2 separate regions of the Homo sapiens genome follow, and region 2 is linked to region 1. Evidence: chromatin loops called from intact Hi-C (ENCODE). Cell type or tissue: PC-9. All regions are shown on one strand.

Evidence for each region. A loop is a pair of places that touch in the nucleus more often than their neighbours do. Peaks named below come from ENCODE experiments on the same cell type or tissue, not always from the same donor. Only the 100,000 strongest peaks of a DNase experiment are listed, where the experiment ranks them.
Region 2: it touches region 1 in a loop (4-fold over the local background); 1 of 110 quality-filtered maps calls a loop at or near these places.

Annotation. Positions count from the first base shown.
Region 1 is chr3:136,348,441-136,356,440 of GRCh38, forward strand. STAG1 (STAG1 cohesin complex component) reads right to left here. Exons shown (of 34, transcript NM_005862.3): 29 at 718-923. Among named protein-coding and RNA genes, the nearest start is that of PCCB, 100 kb to the left of the region's middle. In PC-9, CTCF peaks have their summits at 3,685 (motif pointing right) and 3,884; a DNase peak (open chromatin) is centred at 1,911; H3K27ac peaks cover 1,060 bases.
Region 2 is chr3:136,629,679-136,637,678 of GRCh38, forward strand. It overlaps STAG1 (STAG1 cohesin complex component), which reads right to left. Exons shown (of 34, transcript NM_005862.3): 2 at 1,192-1,303. The coding sequence starts at 1,220. Among named protein-coding and RNA genes, the nearest start is that of STAG1, 120 kb to the right of the region's middle. In PC-9, no CTCF peak of the experiment used is centred here; a DNase peak (open chromatin) is centred at 3,273; H3K27ac peaks cover 437 bases.

The sequences.
Region 1 (8,000 bases):
CTCTGTCGCCCAGGCTGGAGTGCAGTGGCATGATCATAGCTCACTGCAACCTCAAACTTCTGGGCTCAAGTGATTCTCCCACCTCGGCTTCCCAAGTAGCTGGGACTACAGGTGCATGCCACCCATTTAAAATTTTTTTTTTCTTAGAGATGGGAGTCTTGCTATGTTTCCCAGGCTGGTCTCAAATTTCTGGCCTTAATTTCCTGATCCTCCTTCCTTGGTCTCCTGAGTAACTGGGATTACAGATGTGAGCCACCACACCTGGAGGCCATCACTGTCTTACTGTTCCAACCAAGTGGTAGAACTGGAAAACAACTATTCTGGTATATTCAATTTGCTGCAGAAATCTACCCTCAAATTACCTGTATCTCATCTATATTAGGAAGAATTTTAATAGAATAGCATTGTGACTATCTTACTTTATATTTTAATGTATTAGAGGCATATAGTATGGGGATTGATTTTATAGACCTAGCTAATTTTTTCCTCTTTTGGGCTGTCTTCCTTTGTGCTCCATGCTTCCTCAACTTCTTTTTCCTTGATGCTTTTCTGTCTTACTTCATCTGTTTCAACCTTTTTGCCTTAACATCTCATTGTGAATAAAATATACAAGAAAATCATGTGCCTGATACTATTATCTTGCTTCAAAAGATTATTTACTACTTTATCTCTTTAAAACCAGGCAAATTGTTTCTTATAGTGTAAAGGCAGACTTACCTTCTACTCGTTTTTTATGAAGTGGAGGTCGTCCTTTCTTATTCCTTACTGATGAGGTTTTGCTGCTGCTACTTCCACTGTTCACAGACATTCTATCATCTTCACCCCCAGTGACTAATGAATTTCTATAGGAGATGAGTGGAAGCCATACATCCTCCCTCCTTTCCATCATCTGCTCGGTAAGGAATTTCTCTAGGTATGAATGACTAGAAACACAATAGAAACAGCAGTGATTTTCAGAGAAGCAGTTCATACATCACTTACTTTTTCTTAATCTGAGGCTCTCTTTCTGCAGGTTCTGAAGAATACCTAAGGACACACATTAAACTATTAACAGTGGTCACCTTTGGAAAGAGAGGGACTGAGGAGTTAAGGTTTTGTTTCACTTATTCTTGGGATACTTTAAAGCAAGTGAGTGTATTACCTAAGGGTGTGTATGTATGTACGGTCTTTCCTATATTTCTTCCTTTGCTTTTAAACACCAATGTTAAAAAAAAATCAGAAGTTTAGCTCAAAAAGATTATTGAGTTTTCTTATAAAGTGTTCAAGCCAAAGCAGGATTTCTAAGATGGTGGAGTAAGGAGGCTGGCATGCCCTCTTTCCAGCAAAACAACATTTTAACTAGTAAAAATTATAAAATACCGTAATTTAAAGTATTTGCCAATTCTCTTAAGGGCATACAGCAAATGGAGAAAAATTTATTCAAGAAAATCTGGCCAGGCACCGTGGCTCACGCCTGTAAATCCCAGCACTTTGGGAGGCCGAGGTGGGCAGATCACTTGAGGACAGCAGTTTGAGATCAACCTGGCACAACCCTATCCCTACAAAAAAAATTAGCCAGGCGTGGTGGCATGCACCTGTAATCCCAGCTACTCAGGAGGCTGAGGCAGGAGAATCGCTTGAACCCGGGAGGCGGAGGTTGCAGTAAGCCAAGACCGTGCCACTGCACTCCAGCCTGGGTGACAGTCTGGAGACTCCATTCAAAAAAAAAAAGAAAATCTAATACATTTTAGCAAGAACAGCAAAAGTTTTGTAGCATTTGATCCACAACCTGTTCCCTTCCCTTGTTTCCTTCTCCCTGCCACTACAGCTCTATATTTTAGAAACTCTATCTAGTCCAGGCAGGTGGCCAAGAAGATGGGGGTTCCCTCTCTCTCTAGTTCCCAGGCTACCCTGAAAGAAAGAAGCATACCATTTGCATTTCTCATCACCTCCCAGCCCTGTGTTGTGTAAGTTCTATTCTGAACAGCAACCAGGAAAAATGAAGCTCCTTTTATCCCACCAAGTCTCCACTCCTGGGGTAAAACACTACCCTGGGCACAGCAGGCTGAGAACACTGGAACCCTGAATGCCCCACCTCAAACTCCCTGTCGAGAGATTCCAAACCTGGGGCAAGCTGAGAACCAGGGGTTACCTACTCTCTCCCCTGCTCAAAGAGCCAGAGGTGTTATTCTGGGAGAAGAGGGATGCTGGTCCATGCCATCCAAATTCTGCCCTCCTCCCCATTTCAGTGGCATAAAAGTTAAAGTTCTCCCTGGTGGCTGAGGCTGACTATGAAGAAGAAACTGCAGCTGGAGAGAGGAGTGAGGAGGAAGGTGGTGGTGATGACTTTGTTTATTTGGAATGAAATGTAGAAAATTCCTTTCCTAAGGGTGTTGACAACAGAGATCCTGATGGAGTGAAAATGAGAGGGTGCTGGTAGTTCTCTGACACTAGCAGCAACAAATGACAGCGCAAAACAGCCGGAAGTTCAACAGAGAAAACCAGAGAAAGAGACAGCCAAGAAGAACCTTCCTGGAGTCATAGTCAATCCTGGGAGTTGGATTTGTTAACTGACTGTTGTCATCATCTTACAACATATATGTATATCAAGACATCATATATATACACCTTAAATATATATTATTTTTTAAAAGGAAGGATTTGTTTCCCTTTGTTTTTAACTAAAAAACAAGTGATTCTTCATTTCACTAGCTCCCTTTGATTCATTTGAACGTAGCCTACCAAATCCTCCACTGTGCTTATTTTTTTTTTTTCATCACAGCATTGGAAGAATGCTTTATCACCAATCTTTGGTGGTTATTAATAGGTTGCTGAGCTAACTTGGCATTTCACATATTTCTTCTTATATGAAAGAAGGATAACATTTTATAGTTACTGATCTGCTTAAGTAATTGCTATGCTTAAAAGTTTCTTTTGTTTATAGGTTTCAAATTTTGTGAGTTTATCTGTTTATCCATTAAGCATATTTGGAACAGGTTTAAAAAATAAAATAAAAAATAAAAGTGCTGGGAGTTGGGAAAGCTATGCACATATCCTAAGCTGCATTCACTCATGGGCAAAAAAAGGGAAGGGAATGAGGCAGACTTGAAAGCATTCCCCAAGCCACATACGGATCTATCAACACAGGGAGGAAGCTTCACTGGCAAAAGTGGTTTAAATACAACCTCTCACCAAACACTGGCTGAACTAACAGCTATTCTTACACCTAGGAGCAACTCCTAGGAAGCCAGGCTTAAAAATAAAATAGTAATGCTTCCCTGGTTGTCTGAAGACTGCACACCCAAGGCTGCCTTTCTCAGGAATAATCAGAGAGGTATCTTCCAAGCTGCTAGTCCCTGGCCTAAAATGTGGGTCAAAAAAGTAAATACCCTGAATTATGAAAGCAGCCTGCAAGCCATACACATATCCAACAGTAAAGGGTAAACCTAACTGGCTAAGGGGTTTAAGCGCAACCTTTGATCAGTAAGTGGCTTATGCTAACCCAGGGGTGACCTCCTCAGCAGCCAAGACAAATGATAAAAACAAAGGAAAAAAGATCTGAGCAAAGACATCAGAGGCTGCACAAGGCAGAGAAAACAGATTTTGGAGTTTGTTCATCCAAGTAACTAAACAAATAAATGACCAACGAGAAAATAATATCAACCTCTAGGGGGCAGATAATTAGTAAAGAGTAGCTATATTATTATTTCAAAAGATATCATTTTTGCAATATTTGTTCTTTTTATTTATTTATTTTTTTGAGATAAGGTCTCACTCTGTCACCGAGGTTGGAGTGCAGTGGCACAATCTTGGCTCACTGCAACCTCTGCCTCTCAGGCTCAAGCCATCTTCCCACCTCAGCCTCCCGAGTAGCTGGGACTACAGGCATGCATCACCATGCCCAGCTAATTTTTGTATTTGTGTAGAGACAGGGTTTGCCATGTTGCCCAGGCTGGTCTTGAACTCGTGAGCTCAAGTGATCGGTCCGCCTTGGCCTCCCAAAGTGCTGGGATTATAGGTGTGAGCCACAGCGCCTGGCCAAATGTCCAGTTTTTAAGAAAAAATTATGAGACGTACAAAGAAACAGGAAAATGTGATGGATACATTGATAAAAGAGCAAGCAACAGCACCTTGGCCCACAAAGATTTCAAAGCAATGATTATAAATACAAAGTCCCCAACTTACAATGCTTTGACTTATGATTTTTTTTTACTTTATGATAGTGCTTTTAGCTGTGTACTTTAATGGTGAGTACCTATACAATCATTCTGTTTTGTACTTTCAGTATAGTATTAAACAAATTTCATAGTATATTTGACATTTCATTATAAAATAGGCTTTGTGTTACATGATATTATCAAACTATAGGCTAATGTAAGTATTCTGCGTGTTAAAGGTAGGCTATATTATTCTGTGATGTTTGGTAGATTAGGTGTATTAAATGCATTTTTGACTTACAATATTTTAAACTTATGATGGGTTTATTAGATGTAACCCCATCTTAAATCCAGGAGCACCTGTATGTTCAAAGAACTAAAGAAAATCATATCTAATTAAAAGTGGGTATGATGACAATATCTCTCATGAAATAAAGAGTATCAATTTTAAAACAGAACCAAGTGGAAATTCTGCAGTTGAAAGTATAATCAAAATTAAAAATTTACTATAGTGGCTTGACAGTAGATTTGAGCTGACAAAAGCAAGAAACACCACATTTGACGATATATCAAGAAGTTATGCCATCTGAAGAAGAGAGAGAAAAAAGAATAAAGAAAAATGAACAGAGCATGAGAGAAGTATGGGATACCATTAAATATACTGACATATGTGTAATGGGAGTAACCAAGGTAGCAGACGAAAAAGCAGAAAAATTTAGGAGAAATAATGGCTAAAAACTTGCCCAATTTGATGAAAAACATAATTTACACATCCACAAAGTTCAATGAACTTCAAACAGGATAAATGCAAAGAGATGCACACATGGATTCATCATAGGAAAAATGCTGAAAGCCAAGGATAAAAACAAAATCATGAAAGTAGTAAGAGAAAAGTAATTCACTACATACAAAGAAAATCCAATAAAATTAATGATTAATTCTTATCACCTGGCTCACAATGGAGGCCAGAAGGTAGTGGGATCACATGGTCAAAGTGTTGAAAGTAAAAAACTATCAAACGAGAATCTTACATCGCTCACTGTAACCTCAAACTGCTGGGCTCAAGCAATCTTCCTGCTTCAGCCTCCCAAAATGCTGGGTTTACAGGCATAAGCCACCCCTGAGAGAATCTGTTGCTATCAGACCTGCCTACTAAAGGAAGTTAGTCAAGTTGAAAGCAAATGTCACCACAGGGTAATTTGAATTTACATGAAAAAACAAAGAGTGCCAGTAAAGGTAATTTGTAGGTAGTTACAAAAGTATAATTACATATTTACTTATCCCTTCTCTCTTAACTGATTTAAAAAGCAAATATATAAAACAATATGTATGTTACTGTATTGTTGGGTCAATAACATAGAAATGTAATATATTTGACAATAAACACAAAAAAGTGAGTGAAAGAGAAGCTGTATTTGAATATAGGAATGATACCAGATGGCAATTCGAATCCACAGGAAGAAATGAAGAGAACCAGAAAAATGGTAAATAGGAAGATTAATATAACAAACTCTATAAATACATACTGGCTTTCCTTTCTTTTCTCAGTTTCTATAAAAGATTATCTCAAGTATAATTATAACAATTTATTATTGGGTTTCTAATATATATAGATGGACTAGGTATAACAAGAATAGCCAAAAAAGGAGGAAGGAAATGGATTTATATAGAATTAAAGTTTCTGTATTTCCTTAGAATAAATCAGGATAGACCTTAGGTAAATTTTGTTTTGTTGAGGCGGAATCGCACTCTATCGTCCAGGGTGGAGTGCAGTGGCACGATATTGGCTTACTGCGACCTCTGCCCCTGGGGCCCCTGGGGTTCAAGCAATTCTCCCACCTTCGCCTTCCAAGTAGCTTGGATTACAGGCATGTGCCACCATGCCCGGCTAATTTTTGTATTGTTATTAGAGATGGGGTTTCACCATGTTGGCCAGGCTGGTCTTGAACTCTTGACCTCAAGTGATCTGCCCACCTCAGCCTCCCAAAGTGCTGGGATTACAGGTGTGAGCCACTGCACTCGGCCAGTAAATTTTGATAAGATGTATACTGTAAGGCCTGGTAAGGCCACTAGGAAAATAACTAAAAAAATACAATTAAAGATTAATTAAAGGAATTAGTATGCTACACTAGAAAACATACATTTAATATAAAAGAAGGCAGTAAAGGAGAAAGAACCAAAAAAAAAAAAAACCAAAAAACAAAAACAAAATCTCCAGGAGACATATAAAAAACAAAAAGTATAATAATAGAGAATGTCAGGTTGAATTTAAAAACACATGATCCAATTTGCTGTCTACATGAAACACACTTTAGATTCAAAGATACAAAGGCAGAAAGTGAAAGGATGGAAAAAAAGGTGTACCATGCAAAACAGTAGTCAAAATAAAGCTGGAGTGATTATAGTAGTATGACACAAAAATGTCTTAGAGAATGACACTTTAGAATAAGACTCAACTGGTCAGGAAGATGTAACAATTAAAAATGTATGTACAGGCCAGGCGTGGTGGCTCACACCTGTAATCCCAGCACTTTGGGAGGCCGAGGTGGGCAGATTACTTGAGATCAAGAGTTCAAGACCAGCCTGGCCAACATGGTGAAACCCCATCTCTAATAAAAATACAAAATTAGCCAGGTGTGGTGGCACGCGCCTATAGTCCCAGCTACCCAGAAGGCTGAGGCAGGAGAATCGCTGGAACCCGGGAAGCAGAGATTGCAGTGAGCCAAGATTGTGTCACTGCACTCCAGCCTGGGTATCAGAGTGAGACTCCATCTTAAAAAAAAAAAAAAAAAAAAAAAAAAAAGTATATACACCTAACAAGAGAGCCCCAAAATGTATGAAGCAAAAACTGACAGAACTGAAGGGACAAATAGACAATTCAATAGTAATATTTGGAGACTTCAATATCCCACTTTCAATAATGAATAGGACAACTAAGCAAAAGATTAACAAGAACACTGAAGACCTGAAAAGCACTATAAACAAAACTATAAGCTAACTAGACAGAACACACATCTACAGAACAAAAACTCCAACCAAAACCAGAATGGTAACACATTTTGTCAACTGATACATGGAACAGTCTCTAAGACCGTATGTTGGTCCATAAAACAAGCCTCAATAAATTTAAAAGGATTAAAATAATACAATGCATGATCTCTGACCACAATGAAATGAAGAAATCAGTAAGAGAAGGAAAATCTGGAAATTCAGAAATACATAAAAATTAAACAAAATACTCCTGAATAACCAATAGGTTAAAGAAGAAATAAGTGAAATGAGAAAATACTTTGAGATGAATAAAAACAGAAATGCAACATACCAAAACTTACAAGATGCAGCTAAGGTAATGTTTAGAGGAAAATGTATAGCTGTAAATGCCTGTATTGAAAAAGTTTTCAAACCACTCCCACTAATATTCAACACCTGTCTCTATCATATTACCCCATTTCAGTGCCTGAAACTCTCGTTTGTCTGCCTGTTTTTTTTTTTTTTTTTAGAGACAGTCTCACTGTCTTGCCCAGGCTGCTCTCAGACTCTTGCCCTCAAACAATCCTCCCACCTCAGCCTCCGGAATAGCTGGGATTCCAGGTCGGAACCACTGAGCCTGGCCATCTGCCTGTTTATGCTGTGCCCCCTGGCATTAGAGCATAAGCTTTACAACAGTAGCTGACCATACTAGGGGCTTAATGAATATTTTCTGATCAACATGACATCAACATCTTTACTTAGAACTATCACTTATAGTCATATAAGTATTAACTGTCTCTCCAAAATTCTATTTATTTAGAATCCTGTTATATTTAAAAAATCGACTGATTGACACAGGCTCCCCAGGCTGTCACCCAGGCTGGAATGCAGTGG
Region 2 (8,000 bases), 280 kb after region 1:
GCCAAGAGATCAATCAGAGGTTCTCTCTTGAAAATAAGGTATGTAAATGAACTGAGTAGTAATAATATATAAATAACTGCTTAAAGTGCTCATCACTTTTATTATATCTAAACCATTGTTATACAGAATCAAAGTATGCAGATTCCCGACTTGCATCATGATAAAAGCTATGAAAGGAACAATATCTGCCATTCCTGTGATCACATTTCCCAGAATAAGTCCCAATTCTAAATCTGGCCAGGCACAGTGACTCATGCATGTAATCCCGGCACTTTGGGAGGCTGAGGTGGGCAGACCACCTGAGGTCAGGAGTTCGAGACCAGCCTGGCCAACATAGTGAAACCCGTCTCTACTAAAAATACAAAAATTAGCCGGGCATGGTGGCACGTGCCTATAATCCCAGCTACTCAGGAGGTCGAGGCAGGAGAATCGCTTGAACCCGGAAGGCAGAGGTAGCAGTGAGCCGAGATCGCACCACTGCATTCCAGCATGGGCAACAGTGGAAAATTCCATCTCAAAAGAAAATAAAAATAAAAATAAGTCCCAATTCTAAATCTGTCCTTAACTCCAACAAATCTAATGGGACGCCATCAAAAATGTCAACTGGTGTATCCCTTACATTTCTTCTGGTAGCCGGAACACCTCAACAATCTCAATCTAAGGAAAAAGAAAGAATCATAATAAAAGAGCTGGAAGTGAGCAGGGAGGGGGGGTAGAGAAGGGGTAGAGAAAGAGTATGGTATAAGATAGGTGACACCAAACTATTTTTTGTAAATGGCCAGACTAAATATTTTAGGCTTTCCACGCAATACTATCACTGTCACAACTTGTAATACAAAGTAGTCATAAACAGCATGTAAAGGAATGAGTATGGCTCTCATCCAAAATTTTATTTTGCAAAAAGAGACAACATGCCATATTTGGCCCATGGGCCACAGTTTGCTGACTCCTGATATAGGACATTAACATCTTTTTTGTTGAATATCAGAAAACATGTTGACAGTTCAATAGCAAAAGCCATGAATGGATACGGTAATTACACACCCTACTACTACTTACACTGCAAAGATATTGTCCCAATATCAAAGAACATATTTGAAATGTATCATCGAAGAGAGCATTTTGATAAAGAAATAAGTTGTCCAAAATTTTCCTTAAAAAATATAAAAAAAAGAAAATTACAATACTTACTGTAACACTGGTAATTCTGAAGTAATCATTGCTGGAGAGGTCCTTTCACAATGCAGCAAAATAATCAAGTGCTGTACAACTCAAAACTTTTAAAATAACCTCAAAGGCAATCCTGTCAATTAAAAAAAAGAAATTATTTTAAAATAAAATGAGGATGACAAAATTCATAAACTACAATCAATCCACACCACTACCAGTGATCACACTACTTGGCATTTACCCAAATGAGCTGAAAACCAATGTCCACAGATGTTTATAGCAGTTTTATTCATAACTGCCAAAACTTGGAAGCAACTAAGATGTTCTCACTAAGTAAATGAATAAATAAACTACGCACATCCTCACAGTGAAATATTATTTGGCATTAAAATTAGCTTGAGAGCCTTGAAAAGGCATGAAAGAACCTTAAATATTATTAAGTAAAGAAGCCAATCTGAAAAGGATACATACTGCATGATTCCAACCATATGACATTTTGGAAAAGGCAAAACTATGGAGCCAGTAAAAGAATCGGTGGTTACCAAGGATTTAGTGGGTGGAAGGGATGAACAGGCAGATCACAGAAGATTTTTAGGGCAGTGAAACATGTGTGATGGATGTGTCATTACAGATTTGTAAAAACAGCAGGAGTCCAAAAACAGCAAGACACCAACAGCAAGAGTCAACCCTAATTTAAAGTAGCAACTTGGGGTGATAGTGACTTGTCAATATAGGTTGATCAGCTGATAAAAAATGTTCTCTCGTGCAGGACGTTGATAGTACGGTAGGCTGTGCACGTGTAGGGACAGAGAATATAAGCAAACACTCTTTACTTTTCCTTCAAATTTGCTGTGAACCTACAATGGCTCTAAAAAACATAAAGTCTCATATTTTTCAAAAGCAGGGGTAGTAGGACCTAACAGTCCACACTAGGCCATTATACCGTATCAAATGGAATAACACAGGTATAGTTACAATTCCGGACAGAAAGACAAAGTACAAGGCAGAATAAATATTTGAAGAGATATAATGGGGAAGAATGTTCAAAAAATCATGTAAGATATCAAAACAGATGTAAGATCAGAGAATTCCCAAGCAGAATACATCAAACTACACAAACTGCTAAAAACCACAGTTAAAGGGAAAATTCAAAAGGAAGCTAAAGAAATAGGATACATACATACAGAAAGACAAAGATCAGTATCAGTCTTCCTAATGGAAACTATGTAAGTTCAAAGACAATGGAGTAACATCTTAAAAGTACTGACAGAGGGGGAAAAAAAAAGTCAACCCTGAATTACATACCAAGTGATAATCTTTCAAAAAAATGAAAGGAGTCATACCATGGGAAATCGATGAGTAGAAAACTTCAAGAATAAGCCTCTCCAGTGAAACAACACTTGGGTTGACAAAAACTGAAATCAACTTTTACAGAATTCCTGAATCTAATAAAACTTACAAAGAGAGGGGTGCTTAACAAAGAAAGAAGCTGCAAAATTTGGTGAGAAGGCACTATGGCGTCTTTTGCTTACTTGCCTACCATCGCCCATTCCCCAACTCAACAGTGTCAATGAGGACAGCAGATCAAACTCTTGGTGCAACTTGCTGGTACCTGTGGGAGCAATACCAACTTCCTTCTCAAAAATGATAGCTGTGCATTTTGAAGAGATTCCCAGCTGGCATCTGCTGAAAGGATTTAAATATATATACTACACATAAGCTCTCTGGGGTAAGAGACAGCATACAAGACAAGCAGCAATATGTAAAGCCTTAGAATAAAGAGTCTAAGGAGGAAAATATGTTACGGACTAAGGGCTTTCAAAGACTCCCACGTATTCTGGGGAATTCAAGGTGCTACACGCATGCCCAAGGCTAAAAGCATGGTCAGAGGAGGCCTGAGAGAAGCATAGGCTTGCACCTCTAATTGATCTTTGAGCTCTGTGCAAGCAGAAGATGAAGACTAAGGCCAAGCTGCAAATGGCCAGGCTATTTATTGCAAAAATACTTCCGCAAAGAACCTATCTGCAAATACCCACAGAGGGTTTTTCCCTCTTTTGGGTGCCAATTCTTTAGGTAAATCTATCAGGTTACTGGTTTGACCACCAAGATGAAAAATGTCAGTGTCCACACAGGACAATAAAGACAGTCTTGGCAAAAGTAGTTGGGGGAGGGCGGGGAATCACTAAATAAACAGATGACTATAGATTTTAACAGTCAGTAAAATCAAACAGGGCATGGGGGAGGTGAAAGGATGATTCCCAGAGTGAAAACATTTTAATATTCAAAATGTCCATTTTTTTAATGTTAATGTTTGAATTTGTCCAGCAGGCTTTCCAGTTTCGGCCAGAAAGTACCCCCACCCCGGCCCCAAAATAAAAATTAAAAAATGTGATCATTGAAGTAAAAAAGGCAGTAGGATGACATAACTAAAGTGCTGAAAGAAAAACCATCAAAAAAGAACTATATAACCAGTAAAACTATCCCTCAAGGGAGAAATTAAGACATTCATAGAAAAATAAGAGCAGAAGGAATTTGTCCCTAGACATGCCCTACAAGAAATGCTAAAGGGAGGCCAGACATGGTGGCTCACGCCTGTAATCCCAGCACTTTGGAGGCTGAGGCAGGTGGATCACTTGAGGTCAGGAGCTCCAGATCACCCTGGCCATCATGGTGAAACCCCATCTCCACTAAAAATACAAAAATTAGCCAGGTGTGGTGGCAGGTGCCTGCAATCCCAGCTGCTTGGGAGGCTGGGACAGGACAATCACTTGAACTCGGAAGGCAGAGGTTGCAGTGAGCTAAGATTGTGCCACTGCACTCCAACCTGGACAACAGAGCAAAAGTTTCCATATCAAAAAAAAAGGGGGGGGGGGGGGTCAGGGGCACAGATATTATAGGCCGAGGCAAGAGGATCACTGGTGGGGGCCAGGAGTTCGAGACCAGCCCAGGCAGAATATATAGAGACTCCATCTCTACAAAAAAATTTAAAAACTGGCCAGGCACAGTAGCCCACGCTTATAATCCCAGCACTTTGGGAGGCTGAGGCGGGCGAATCACTTGAGGTCAAGAGTTTAAGACCAGACTGGCCAACATGGTGAAACCCTGTCTCTACTTAAAAAAAAAAAAAAAAAAAAAAAAAAAAATTAGCCAGGCATGGTGGCAGGCACCTGAAGTCCCAGCTACTCAGGAGGCTGAGGCAGGAGAATCACTTGAACCCAGGAGGCGGAGGTTGCAGTGAGCCAAGATCGTACCACTGCACTCCAGTCTCGGTGACAGAGTGAGACCTTGTTTCAAAAAATAATAAATAAATAAACATAAAAAAAATTTTAAAAAGGCAAAAACAAAATTTTAAAACTAACCAGGCGTGGTGGCACACACCTGTGGTTCCAGCTACTCTATTCGAGAGGCTGAGGTGGGAGGATCACTTGAGCCTAGGAGGTTGAGGCTACAGTGAGCCATGACTGGGCCACTACACTCCAGCCTGGGGTGACAGAGACCCTGCTTCAGCCCCCAAAACAAACAAACAAAAAAAAAACCAGGGCACCATATAATGGGGGGGTCCCCAATTCATTTCCTTACAAACATATAAAAAATCATAAAGTTATAAACCCTTAACAACAGAATCTCAAAATTTTTTTTTAAAAACCAGAGAAATTAGAATACTTGGAGATAAATGAAACAAAAACACAATATATCAAAATGTATGGGATGCAGCAAAAGCAGTGCTCAGAGGAAAATACAGTTGTAAAAATCAAGCTTTTAGGGAAAAAAAAAAAAAAAGCTCAAATAAATGACCTAATTCTACAACTGAAGAAAAAAAATACAAAGGGCAAACTAAGCCCAAAGGCAGCAAACTGAAGAAATAATTAGTGCACAGATAAACTATATTGAGATTAGAAAAACAATACAATCAATAAAACCACAAGTTTGTTGTTGGAAAAGGTAAACAAAATTGACATATCTTTAAATAAAATGACTTTTGAAAAAAAGAGAGAAGGGGCAAAAGAATACGGTAAACAACATATGTCCACAAATTTAGTAACATATTAAATGGACAAATTCCTAGAAATGCACAAATCGTCAAAACTGGCTCAAAAAACACAAAAAATGTGAAAAGAACTATAACGAGACACTGAATCAGTTATCAAAAATCTCCCCAGGAAGAAAAGCCCAGGACCAGATGGCCTTACTGCTTAATTATACCAAACATGGTTTAAAAAGAATTAACATCAATCTTCCAAAAAAGAGACAAGAAGGAACTACTTTCGAATTCATTCTGTGAGGCATTTCTGTAACACCAAACTACACAAAAACACTACAAGAAAATTACACATCAATATCTCTAATAAACATATATGTGAAAATCCTCAACAGAAACATCAGCAAATCAAAACACACAATGTGTAAAAAGAATTTTACATGAAGACCAAGTGGGATTTATCTCAGTCATGCAAGGCTGGTTCAACATTCAAAAATCAATTAATATAATACATCATATAAAGAGCCAAAAAAGAAAAACTACATGATCATACCAAAAGACAAAGGAAAAGCACTTGACAAAATCCAACACCCATTCATAATAAATACTCTCAGTAAATGAGAAATATAGGGGAACATTCTCAACTCGATAAAGAGTATCTCCAAACGCTGCAGCTAACATCACATGTAATGGAGAGAAACTCAAAGCTTTTCCGGTTAAACCAGGAAAAAAGCTAGGATGCTATTCTCAACCACTCCTTTTTCACATCACACTGGAAATCCTGGCTAATGCGACAAGAGAAAGAAAATAAACAAAAGGTACATAGCTTGGGAAAGAAGAAATAAAACTTTATTTCCAGATGACAAAACTGTCTATATAGAAAATCTGAAAGAACTGACAAAGGCAAAATAAAACAACTCTTGGAACTAATAAGCTATTATAGCAAGGTTTCAAGATACAAGGCTAATATATAAAAGTCAATCACTTTGCTGTAGACGATGAACAAATATAATTTTAAATGAAAAACACAGTATCATTTGCATTCACATCAATGAATTAAATTCTTAGGTGTAAATCCAACAAAATACGTAGAATCTATATAAGAAAAACAATAAAATTGTAATGTAAGAAATCCAGAGGCCGGGCACCATGGCTCACGCCTGTAATCCCAGCACTTTGGGAAGCTGAGGCAGGTGGATCACCTGAGGTCAGGAGTTCAAGACCAGACTGGCCAACATGGTGAAACCCCATCTCTACTAAAAATACAAAAATTAGCCAGCCATGGTGGTACGCGCCTGTAATCCCAGCTACTCGGGAGGCTGAGGCAGGAGAATCACTTGAACCCAGAAGGCAGAGATTGCAGTGAGCCGAGACCACGCCATTGCACTCCAGCCTGGGCACCAAGAAAGAAACTCTGTCTCAAAAAAAAAAAAGAAAGAAAAGAATCTCTTAGCAATGTATACACACACAGACATACAACGCAGGTGGTGGTAGTGGGGTGCCACATGATTTGCTAAGCAAATCAAAAATTATAATTATGACAATGATGTTATTTGTGAAGCCACTTTTCAACAGTTTCTGTAAGTGGTACTCCATCTACATAGAAGAGATAGACTCATTTACTATTTTTAATGGAATTTAACTATTTTACTCATGTTTATATCAAATCAAGTATATTAACAGAAAACTTTTTATTGAATATAACATACATGAATATACACTAAGTCTTAACGTCAACCATGGGTTCTTGGAAACTAAGAGTTAAAGCAAAATGACATGTAACAAAACCAATTTTAGCATAGGCTAACTGATATAAACAATAGTTAAGTTCCTACAGCATACTTCTGGTCACAAAAAAATCAGCAAACTTCTAAACAAACACCAAAACATTTAAAATATTAAACACTAAAATAAATGTTAAGCTTTACATATATTTAAGAAAGATTAATTTTTAACAAGTCAGATAATTATTTACCCAATTATTCCAGCTCAGAATCGCAGGTGGCCAGAGCCTATCCCAGCAGCTCAGGGAGCAAGGTAAGAACAAACCCTGGACAGGTCACCATTCCATCACACAGGGCACTCACATACATACCTAAACTACTCATACTAGGACAATTTAGACATGTCAATTAACAGGCACATGCACATATCTGGTATGTGGGAGAAAACCAGAGTACCCAAAGAAAAGAAATCCACACAGACATGGGGAAAATGTGCAAACTCCGCACAATGGCCCCAGCAAGCAATCTATTTTTCTTTCCCTCATCAACATTATAACAAAATGATATTTGACAGCCTACTGTATACTTAAATTCTCTGTAGCATAAAGGTTTAAGTAGCATCAAGAAAATAAAGTTCCAAACTCTTTTCCCAGTAAAATTTAGCCTGTGAGACAGATTTTGTAGCTCTTTCAGTGAACAAAAAGAATGCCAAAAATAAAATTGGATTTTCCAAGTTGCACAGCAATTCACACGAAAAGATAAATAAGTAGGAAACATTAAGACTCAAGAAAGAGAGGAGTAATAAATCTTTTGAAAATATCAGCCTAGAAACTCTCAAACATTAAGCAGACAGAAGGATATTTTAAGCCAAAACTGAATGATGTGCTCAATGGGATAGCGATGAGGTTCACTGGCAACAGCAGGTTAGATCATTATTCTGCTCTTTCTCTCTGAATGTTGTACTGTAAAAGACTATTTTTAAAATATCTCAGTAACATAAACCTTAAAATCAAAAGAAATGTAAGAGTAATTTAAGAGTTTCGGTTCTGGGGCTCAATTACCTGAGTTCTCATACCACGTATTCTACTTTCTAGCTTTGCAACTCACTATGCCTAAGTATTCTCATA